Linked DNA regions of Homo sapiens: region 1 is linked to region 2. A link is an interaction called in ENCODE POLR2A ChIA-PET data of the cell type or tissue named here. Cell type or tissue: A673. All regions are shown on one strand. Links, peaks and the distances in the headings refer to the core of each region. The heading gives the core; the rest is flanking DNA. Region 1 has its middle 8.2 kb from the start of URB1-AS1. Region 2 overlaps EVA1C (eva-1 homolog C).

Region 1 (4,396 bases), core at 122-4,121, 62 kb after region 2:
GAAGGAAGAAAAGAGAGGGGTAGTCACGGATATGCCCAGTCTGTTTCCCCTTGATCGGCAGCAGTTTTAAAAAAACAAGCAAAACAAAAACCTCAGCAAAAGTCTCAGAAGGGTGAGGGAGAGGTGGGGGAGGCTGAGGACTGTTGCACAGGCAGCTGGCTGGGGAAGGAGAAGGCTGGAGCTTCAGGCAGTTGTGGGTCCTGCACACCCAACCCCCGAATGCCACTAGGACTGTCAATGGCGCCCTCTGTAGGTGGGAATCTTAATTTATGTTTTAGGAGTGATGAGTGTGGTCCATGAATTTCAAAAATGTATTTTTATTATGGTGAAATATACGTAACATGAACTTTACCATATTAGCCATCTTAACTGTAAAGTTCAGTAACATTAAGTACGTTCACATTGTTGTGCAGTCATCATCAACTTCCATCTCCAGATCTCTTCATCTTCCAATATTGAGTCACTGCATCCATTTAAACACTAACTCTCCATTCCCCTCTCTCCTAGCCCCTGACAACCACCATTTCACTTTCTTGTTTGTTTTTTCTTTTTTTTTTAAGACAGAGTTTTGTTCTTGTTGCCCAGGCTGGAGTGCAATGGCGTGATCTCGGCTCACCACAACCTCCGCCTCCGAGGTTCAAGCGATTCTCCTGCTTCAGCCTCCCGAGCAGCTGGGATTACACGCATGAGCCACCATGCCCGGCTTATTTTGTATTTTTAGTAGAGACGGGGTTTTTCCACGTTGGTCAGGCTGGTCTCAAACACCCGACCTGAGGTGATCTACCCGCCTCAGCCTCCCAAAGTGCTGGGATTACAGGCATGAGCCACCGTGCCCGGCCTTCACTTTCTGTCTCTATGAATTTGACTACCGTGGGTACCTCATATAAGTGGAATTATACAGTATTTGTCCTTTTGTGCCTAGCTTATTTCACTTAGCATAATGTTTTCAAGGTTGTGAGAATTTTATCCCTTTTTAAGACTGAAAAATACTCCATGGTACGTATATACCACATTTTGTGTATCCATTCATCCATTGATGGACACGGATGGCTTCCACCTTTTGGCTATTGTGAGTAATGCTGCTATGAACATGGGTGTACAAAAAATTTACAAGTTTTAAATTTTCATTCTCAAGGGAAAGCTTAAGGCTGCCAAAAAAAAAAAAAAAAAAAAAAAAAAGAATCAAAGTCCGCAAAGGGAATTTAGAATTAATAAAAGTGAGCTCTGATCAAAGGTATAGACCAGAAGTTCTCAATCTTTCTCAGTTCATGGCACCTTTAGTGTCTCAATAATTTTTCAAGTGCTCCAGGACAAAACCCAAACCTAAACTGTTAAGTTTATTAAATAGCTATGTCCAAACAACATAAGTATTTGTGTTCTAATAATAAAGAAGCAGTTTACATATATACGTAAATACATATGATGGAAATAAAAATGTTTTCTTTTATTCTTTCTTTTTTCTTTTTTAAACAGAGTCTCCCTCTGTCTCCCAGGCTAGAGTGCAATGGTGTGATCCCTGCAACCCCCGCCTCCTGGGTTCAAGCGATTCTCCTGCCTCAGCATCCCGAGTAGCTGGGACTACAGGCGCTTGCCACCACTCCCAGCTAACTTTCGTATTTTTAGTAGAGATGGGCTTTCACCATGTTGGCCAGGCTGACTGTCCTCACCTCAGATTATCCGCCCGCCTTGGCCTCCCAAAGTGCTGGGATTAGAGGCATGAGCCACCATGGCCAGTCCTCCTTTATTCTTAAATAAGCACAGATAATTTCGAATGGGGTGTGTGTGCCCGTTGGACATGTCACTATTTCTTCAACCTTGAAATCAGATTGGATACCACACTATCATTTCTTGACCCGTGTTGATTTCAGCTTGGTGCTTGCTCTTTTTTTTTTTTTTTTTTTTTTTTTTTAGAGAGAGGTTCTTCCTCTGTTCCCCAGACCAGAGTACAGTGTCTCGATAAGCTCACTACAACCTCGAACTCATGGGCTCAAGTGATCCTCCTGCCTCTGCCTCCAAAGTAGCTAGGACTACAGGCAGGCACCGCCACACTTGGCTGATGCTTTTCATCATGGTAAGCCCCGGAAACCCAGCGTTGCAAAGCTGTGAACTCATCTCTTCATCTCTTCTTCCAAAGTAGCACAATCTTTTTTTTTTTTTTTGAGATGGCGTCTCACTCTGTTGCCAGGCTGGAGTGCAATGGCACGATCTCAGCTCACTGCAACCTCTGCCTCCCAGGTTCAAGCAATTCTCCCTGCCTCGGCCTCCTGAGTAGCTGGGATTACAGGTGCCTGCCACCACGCCTGGCTAATTTTTGTGTTTTTTTGGTAGAGATGGGGTTTCACAATGTTGGCCAGGCTGGTCTTGAATTCCTGACCTCAGGTGATCTGCTAGCCTCAGCCTCCCAAAGTGCTGCGATTATAGGCGTGTGCCACTGCACCCAGCTGGAAACTAGCACAATCTAATGTTGAATCTATGAACTACCTTGAGCCAGTAGTTTGCCTGGTAATGAACAGATGTCAAGAATTGATGGATTTCCCTCAACTTTTGAAAACATTCCAAGGCAATGTGGTGCTTTGGGCACTTTGGTGCCCAGTTTGGGAATGGCAAATCCAGACAATTCAAATGCTACGGAGACTTTACCTTGTCCAACCAGGCTCTGCATGAGCCACTCCAACTGGCCTCACTTTTACCATGATCGCCCTCCCTCCATTTCAGACACACTGGCCTTTTTGCTGTCCCACCTCAGTGCTTTTGCATTGGCTATAGCTTCTGCTTAGAGGGCTCTTTCTTACCTATCGGTTGCCTTGGCTTTTCTCCGTGTGTTAGGCTGTTCTTGCATTGCTCTAAAAGAATACCAGAGGGTGGGTTATTTATAAGAAAAGAAGTTTAATTGGCTCCTGGTTCTACAGGCTGTACAGGAAGCATAGTGCCAGTATCTGCTTCTAGGGAGGCTGCAGGGAGCTTTTACTCATGGCCAAAGGCAAAGAGGGACAAGACATCTCACCTGGTGGAAGCAGGAACAAGAGCTGGGGTGTGGGAGGTGCCACACACTTTTAAATGACCAGATTTCACGAGCAATCACTCACTATCTCAAAGACTGCACCAAGCCATGAGGGATCTACCCTGATGACCCAAACACCCACCATCAGGCCCCACCTCCAGCATTGGGGATTACAATTCAATATGAGATCTGGGTGGCACAAATATTCAAGCTCGATCACTCCCTAACTCATTCAGGGGTCTGCCATTCCCTGCCCATCCCAGTCACTCTTACCCACTTTATTCATCTTCATCTTCAGAGTATTCTTGGTGATCTGCCTGCCATTCTTTCCATCTTCCTGCAACTTAAGGGGCAATCTGCCTAAAATAAACCTCTCTGAAAATACGATTATGTTTGCAATTAGCAGTCCAGGGTGACTTCAATAGTGACAAAGGAAAATTACAGTATAGATGTCATTTAAATGTTAACACATTTAAATAGTAATGAACAGTAAAGACCAAAGAATGTAAATAAAATGAGGCTAATGCAGAAAATTTTCACAATTTAAACTAGCAAGCCAGGAGTACTCTGAGAGGAGATGTTAAATGAAGAGATAATGACAGTATCATGACACTGGCAGTCAGCTACCCCTGGAGATCTGTGGTTCCAAATTGCTCCCCAACAGGGGAAGAAATGTCCCAACCTCCCAATGAGAACTGCAAAGTCAAATTGCAAAGGGGCATGAATTCCAGGGTGGGAGGAATTTGTGACCATATTTTGTAATCTACCACACCACCCTTCTCCCACTGATTTTGGTGTTGTCTTGATCACATATCACATTTCTATAATGGTCTCCAGGTTCATCTATGTTGTCAAAAATATCAAGATTTCCTTCTTTTTTTTAAGGCTGAATAATATTTCATTGTATACTAAATACCGCATTTTTTTTTAACCCATTGATTTGTCGATAGGCATTTAGGTTGCTTCTGTAAATTGGCGATTATGAATAATGCTGCAATGAACAGGGAGTGCAAATATCCCTTCAATAACCTTATTTCAATTATTCTGGGTGTCTGCTGAGTGAAAGAAGCCAGTTACAGAAGGACAGGACTCATAAGCAGTACCTAAAATAGTCAAACTCATAGAAGCAGAGAATAGAATGGTGGTTACCAGGAGCCAGGAGGTAATTCATCAAATCATATACAGTAAATATGTGCCATTAGACTGCATATCAGTTATACCTTAATAAAGCTGTTTCAAAATTAAAAATAAAAAGTTCCTATCTATGCATAGGTCTTTGTTTTAACTACACTTTTCTCTTTCTTTTTTTCTTTCTTTCTTTTCTTCTTTCCTTCCTTCCTTCTTTCTTTTTTTTGAGACAGGGTCTCACTTTGTTGCCCAGGCTGGAGTGCAGTG
Region 2 (4,396 bases), core at 124-4,123:
GGCTGGGTGTGGTGGCTCACACCTGTAATCCCAGCACTTTGAGAGGCCAAGGCGGGCGGATCACCTGAGGTCAGGAGTTTGAGACCAGCCTGGCCAACATGGTGAAACCTCATCTCTACTAAAACTACAAAAATTAGCCAGGCGTGGTGTTGGGTGCCTGTAATCCCAGCTACTATATTTTGCTCAGCAAAATATAAAGGGGACCACGGTCATTTATTTGCATATGTGGTTCTTATCCTTGCCAACATTTTGTAAAGAAAATTCTTTTAAAAATGCTAGCTCTACCCTATCACCACTGTTCTGGAGTTTTCTACTTTGAAATGGCAACCACATAGCGGACAGGTGCATTTTTCAGCCAAACAAGCATTGGCGTTAACTGCAAACAAGAGTTAAATGGCAAGAACTGCTTGGGCTGTCATGGGCTGGCCTGGGGTGGGTGGGAAGACTGTCCAGAGAGAACCTCTTCCACCCCAGCCTCTCACTCCTCTCACGTGCTCATGTTCTTCCACTTTTCTTTCCTGGATTGGAAGTGCAGGCTGATTCCAGGTCCCAAACACACCTCAAGCCAGAGTTTTCCAAATTGTGATTTGAGGTTCATTCATGAGTCTTGAAATCATTAGTGAGTTGTAACCAGCAATTTTTGAAAATAAAGCATAGAGTAGTTTAGAAAACAACAAAGGGCATCACATGAAGAAAGTATAAACACTGTTTTGTAATTTAAACATTTCTTTTTCAGTTGTGTGTATATGAGTATGTGTTCCACTGGGCCAAAAAGTGAAAATCTTTTCCTACCATGGGCTGCAATCACAATTTGAAAACGCCCACCTTAATCCCTGCAGAAAGGCATGAGCTGTACACATTAGGGCCATGGCACCTGGCTGGATCTTCTTATCCTGGTGTCAGTGATGCTAAGCTCCAAACTTAAAAAATGAAAGACAATAATTTCCAAATATAAATGTCACCTTTTTGTTTTTTGAGACGGGGTCTCACTCTGTCACCCAGACTGGAGTGCGGGGGGTGCAATCTTGGCTCACTGCAACCTCCACCTCCCAGGCTCAAGCGATTCTCCTGCCTCAGCCTCCTGAGGAGCTGGGATTACAGGCATGCGCCACCATGCCTGGCTAATTTTTGTATTTTTAGTAGAGACAGGGTTTCACCATATTGACTAGGCTGGTCTTCAACTCCTGACCTCAAGTGATGCACCCACCTAGACCTCCCAAATTGCTGGGATTACAGGCGTGAGTCACCATGCCTGGCCTAAACGCCATCTTTCTGTACCTTGTAAATTTCCATGACTTTGTACCAAAAGCAGAGAAACAACAGTGAGACAAAATTTTGGACCACAAGAAGGAAAACTACAGAATCTCAAGAGGACCACCAGCTCTGCTGCTGGCAAACTTTGTTGCTATCCTTTCATCCATGAGGACGGGAACATTCAAGATGAATGAAAGGCTGGGAGCAGAAGCCAGCCTACAGATGCTCACAAAATCCCTATCCTGCCCTGGTAGTTTAACACGCAGGAAGAACCTCCACGAGGAAGAAAAATGAAAATGGTGACTAAGCAAATGTCTCGAAGGCCCTTTACCCACTCACTGGAATCTTAATTCAACAGCTTAAACTTAGAGCCAAGGCAAGTTTTGTTTTCTTTCTCTAGATAAAAGACTGCTAAGTCTGACCCGAACGTCAGAAGGTTCGATTCTTTTTGGTGAGTCATATCCGCACTGGCATTTATATGCAGTTTATGAGTAGATGCTAAATCCCACCAACAACAAAATTTTGCCTGACTTCAAAGGCCCAGAGTGAACGATGGCCTTTGATGCAGAAAAGAGGGCTTGGATAGAAACACCAAAAGAGCCAAAGTCCCCTTCCAACCATAAGAACTCAGAAAAATGTTAAGAATGCCTTCCCATGGCAGAGCTGGCACAGAAAGAGGATGGGAGAAGGCAGGACAAAAACAAGCTTTATCTCCACAAATTGGAAACTTTTTAAATGGAAGTCTTTTTTTTTTCTTTTTTTATAAATCAAAATATTTAAAAGTTACAAGAGGTTTTTTTTTTGTTTTGTTTTGTTTAAGGCATGTCATGAAACGCATTTATTAGCCACATCTCTTTGATTTATTAAAGCCCATTCATTAAAGGTAGCCTTGATGCCAACAAAACCCTCCCACAGTAACGCAACACCCACATGCAAGGCCTCCAGCGATTTCGTCCCCAGATTATGGGCAAACCATCTCCTGGAACGGAGGGGCCTGTGCGTGTCACATTACATCCTGGGGGTGACTGTTGTGTTATGTTGAGTCACTTGGTTCCTTGGGAATGTGCGAATTCACTGCCACATAAGAGTGACATTTCTGGATTATAAAAAATTAGGAAACTACTAACATCATTGCTACTTTTCTTAGAAGACTAGAATTTGTTTTAGAGCTGGGTTAGAGTTCTCAATTGGTCTCAGATTAGAGAAGGTGTGGGCAGCCTTCCAGAAGTGGGTTGCCAACTCTCCTGGGAGTTTAGATGGGGAGGATGGCAGGGGCCTGGGAAGGTAGAACCACGACTCTGCTTAAATGACAAGAGCAATGAAATCCCCGCCTCCTCATTTTATTAGGTTGGTGCAAAAGTAACTGTGATTTTTGCCATTAAAAGCAATGGGCAAAAACCGCGATTATTTTTGCACCAACCTACAAATGAGAGGGTTATGTGGGTCATTCTGCTTCTTTTCGATACAACAGTCACAAAAGCACATCACTGCCGAGACCAGCTCGGTCGGGGAGACCCTAAACCAGTGGCGCTAGAAGAATTAAAGACACACACACAGAAATATAGAGGTGTGGAGTGGGAAATCAGGGGTCTCACAGCCTCCAGAGCTGAGAGCCTCGAACAGAGATTTACCCACATAAATCATCACAGCAAGCCAGTGATAAGCATTGTTTCTATAGATTATAGATTAACTAAAACTATTCCTTATGGGAAATAAAGGGATGGGCCGAAGCAGAGGGATGGGCTCTGGCTAGTTACCTGCAGCAGGAGCACATCCTTAAGGCACAGATCACTCATGCTACTGTTTGTGGTTTAAGAACTCCTTTAAGTGGTTTTCCACTCTGGGTGGGCCAGGTGTTCCTTGCCCTCATTCCAGTAAACCCACAACCTTCCAGCATGGGCATCATGGCCATCACGAACATGTCACAGTGTGGCAGAGATTTTCTTTATGGCCAGTTTTGGGGCCAGTTTATGGCCAGATTTTGGGGTGCCTGTTCCCAACACATCACTAGCCACCTTTCAAAGGTGGGCAGAGGAAGGATCTGCCGCGATGGGAGTATTTTATTACTGACATTGCATACAATTGCCAGTGCATAGTGATGCTGAAATGTAGATAGTCACTTTTATTTATTTTTATTATTTCTTTATTTAGTAAATAAATCTCACCCTGTCATATAGGTTGGAGTGCAGTGGTGAGCTCATAGCTCACTGTAACCTCAAACTCCTGGGCTCAAGCAATCCTCCCACTTCAGCCTCCCAAGTGGCTAGGACTGCAGGTGCCTGCCATGATGCCCTGCTAATTGTTTTTTTTTTTTTTTTTTTTAGAGATAGGGGTCTCCCTATGTTACCCAGGCTAGTCTCTAATGACTGGCCTCAAATGATTCTCCTGCCTTGGCCTCCCAAAATGCTGAAATGACAGGCATGACTATATCCTTTAGTCATTCATATCTTTAGCAGAGTGATTTGAATCAGCTTATTGAAATAATAGCTACCAACTGCTGAGCTCAACTCCATGGTCCTGTGCTAGCGTGTTACATACAACACTGTGTTTTCACAGTCTTAAAACAGCCCTATGCAGAAGAGACATAATCCCATGTTACAACTGAGTCCTAGAAAGTGTCCCTACACTGCCCAACACACAGCAGATACGATATGCAGCAGAAAGGAATATGAACCCAGAACTGCCTAAATCCAAGCCTCGCTGAAACCTACATTTCCTGAAGGGATGCAATTTGGGAGGTGAGATTTTGAGGAAGGAAGCATAGTGCACATTAGGGAAAAGAAGGTTCCGGTGAGCCTTGCTGGTAAAATAGCTTTCCGTAAAGACAAACAAATAAACCCGATCAGTGGCATTTGCCCATTTCCCTGGTGTAAATACTCCCACCGTGGCAGATGCCACAGAACACAGGCAGAGCTGGTAAGACATGTGCATAACTGGCTCTCATCATAAGAACTGGCTCTGCACACCACAGGGTGCAGCAGTGCAGCCTTTGGACAATCACAGTGTCCTGCTCAGACTGGAACTGGGAATTGAGAAGAAGAGCCTCAGGAGGTGTGAGAGATGCAGAAAAAGAGGCAGGAAGGTGTGGAGACAATCTCACTTCCACCTCCTAAATGGCAGTGCTCAGGTTTCTGGTGTTCAG

What was found. Peaks named below come from ENCODE experiments on the same cell type or tissue, not always from the same donor. Only the 100,000 strongest peaks of a DNase experiment are listed, where the experiment ranks them.
Region 1: POLR2A ChIA-PET joins it to region 2 with 8 read pairs; 9 of 35 experiments call an interaction of 5 or more read pairs at or near these places.

What each region holds. Positions count from the first base shown.
Region 1 is chr21:32,399,170-32,403,565 of GRCh38, reverse strand. No RefSeq gene overlaps it. Among named protein-coding and RNA genes, the nearest start is that of URB1-AS1, 8.2 kb to the right of the region's middle. In A673, for the core only: a CTCF peak has its summit at 251 (motif pointing left); a DNase peak (open chromatin) is centred at 215.
Region 2 is chr21:32,461,402-32,465,797 of GRCh38, reverse strand. All of the region lies in intron 3 of EVA1C (eva-1 homolog C), which reads right to left. Among named protein-coding and RNA genes, the nearest start is that of EVA1C, 51 kb to the right of the region's middle. RefSeq lists an enhancer at 1,113-2,312. In A673, for the core only: no CTCF peak of the experiment used is centred there; DNase peaks (open chromatin) are centred at 1,717 and 2,237; H3K27ac peaks cover 1,823 bases.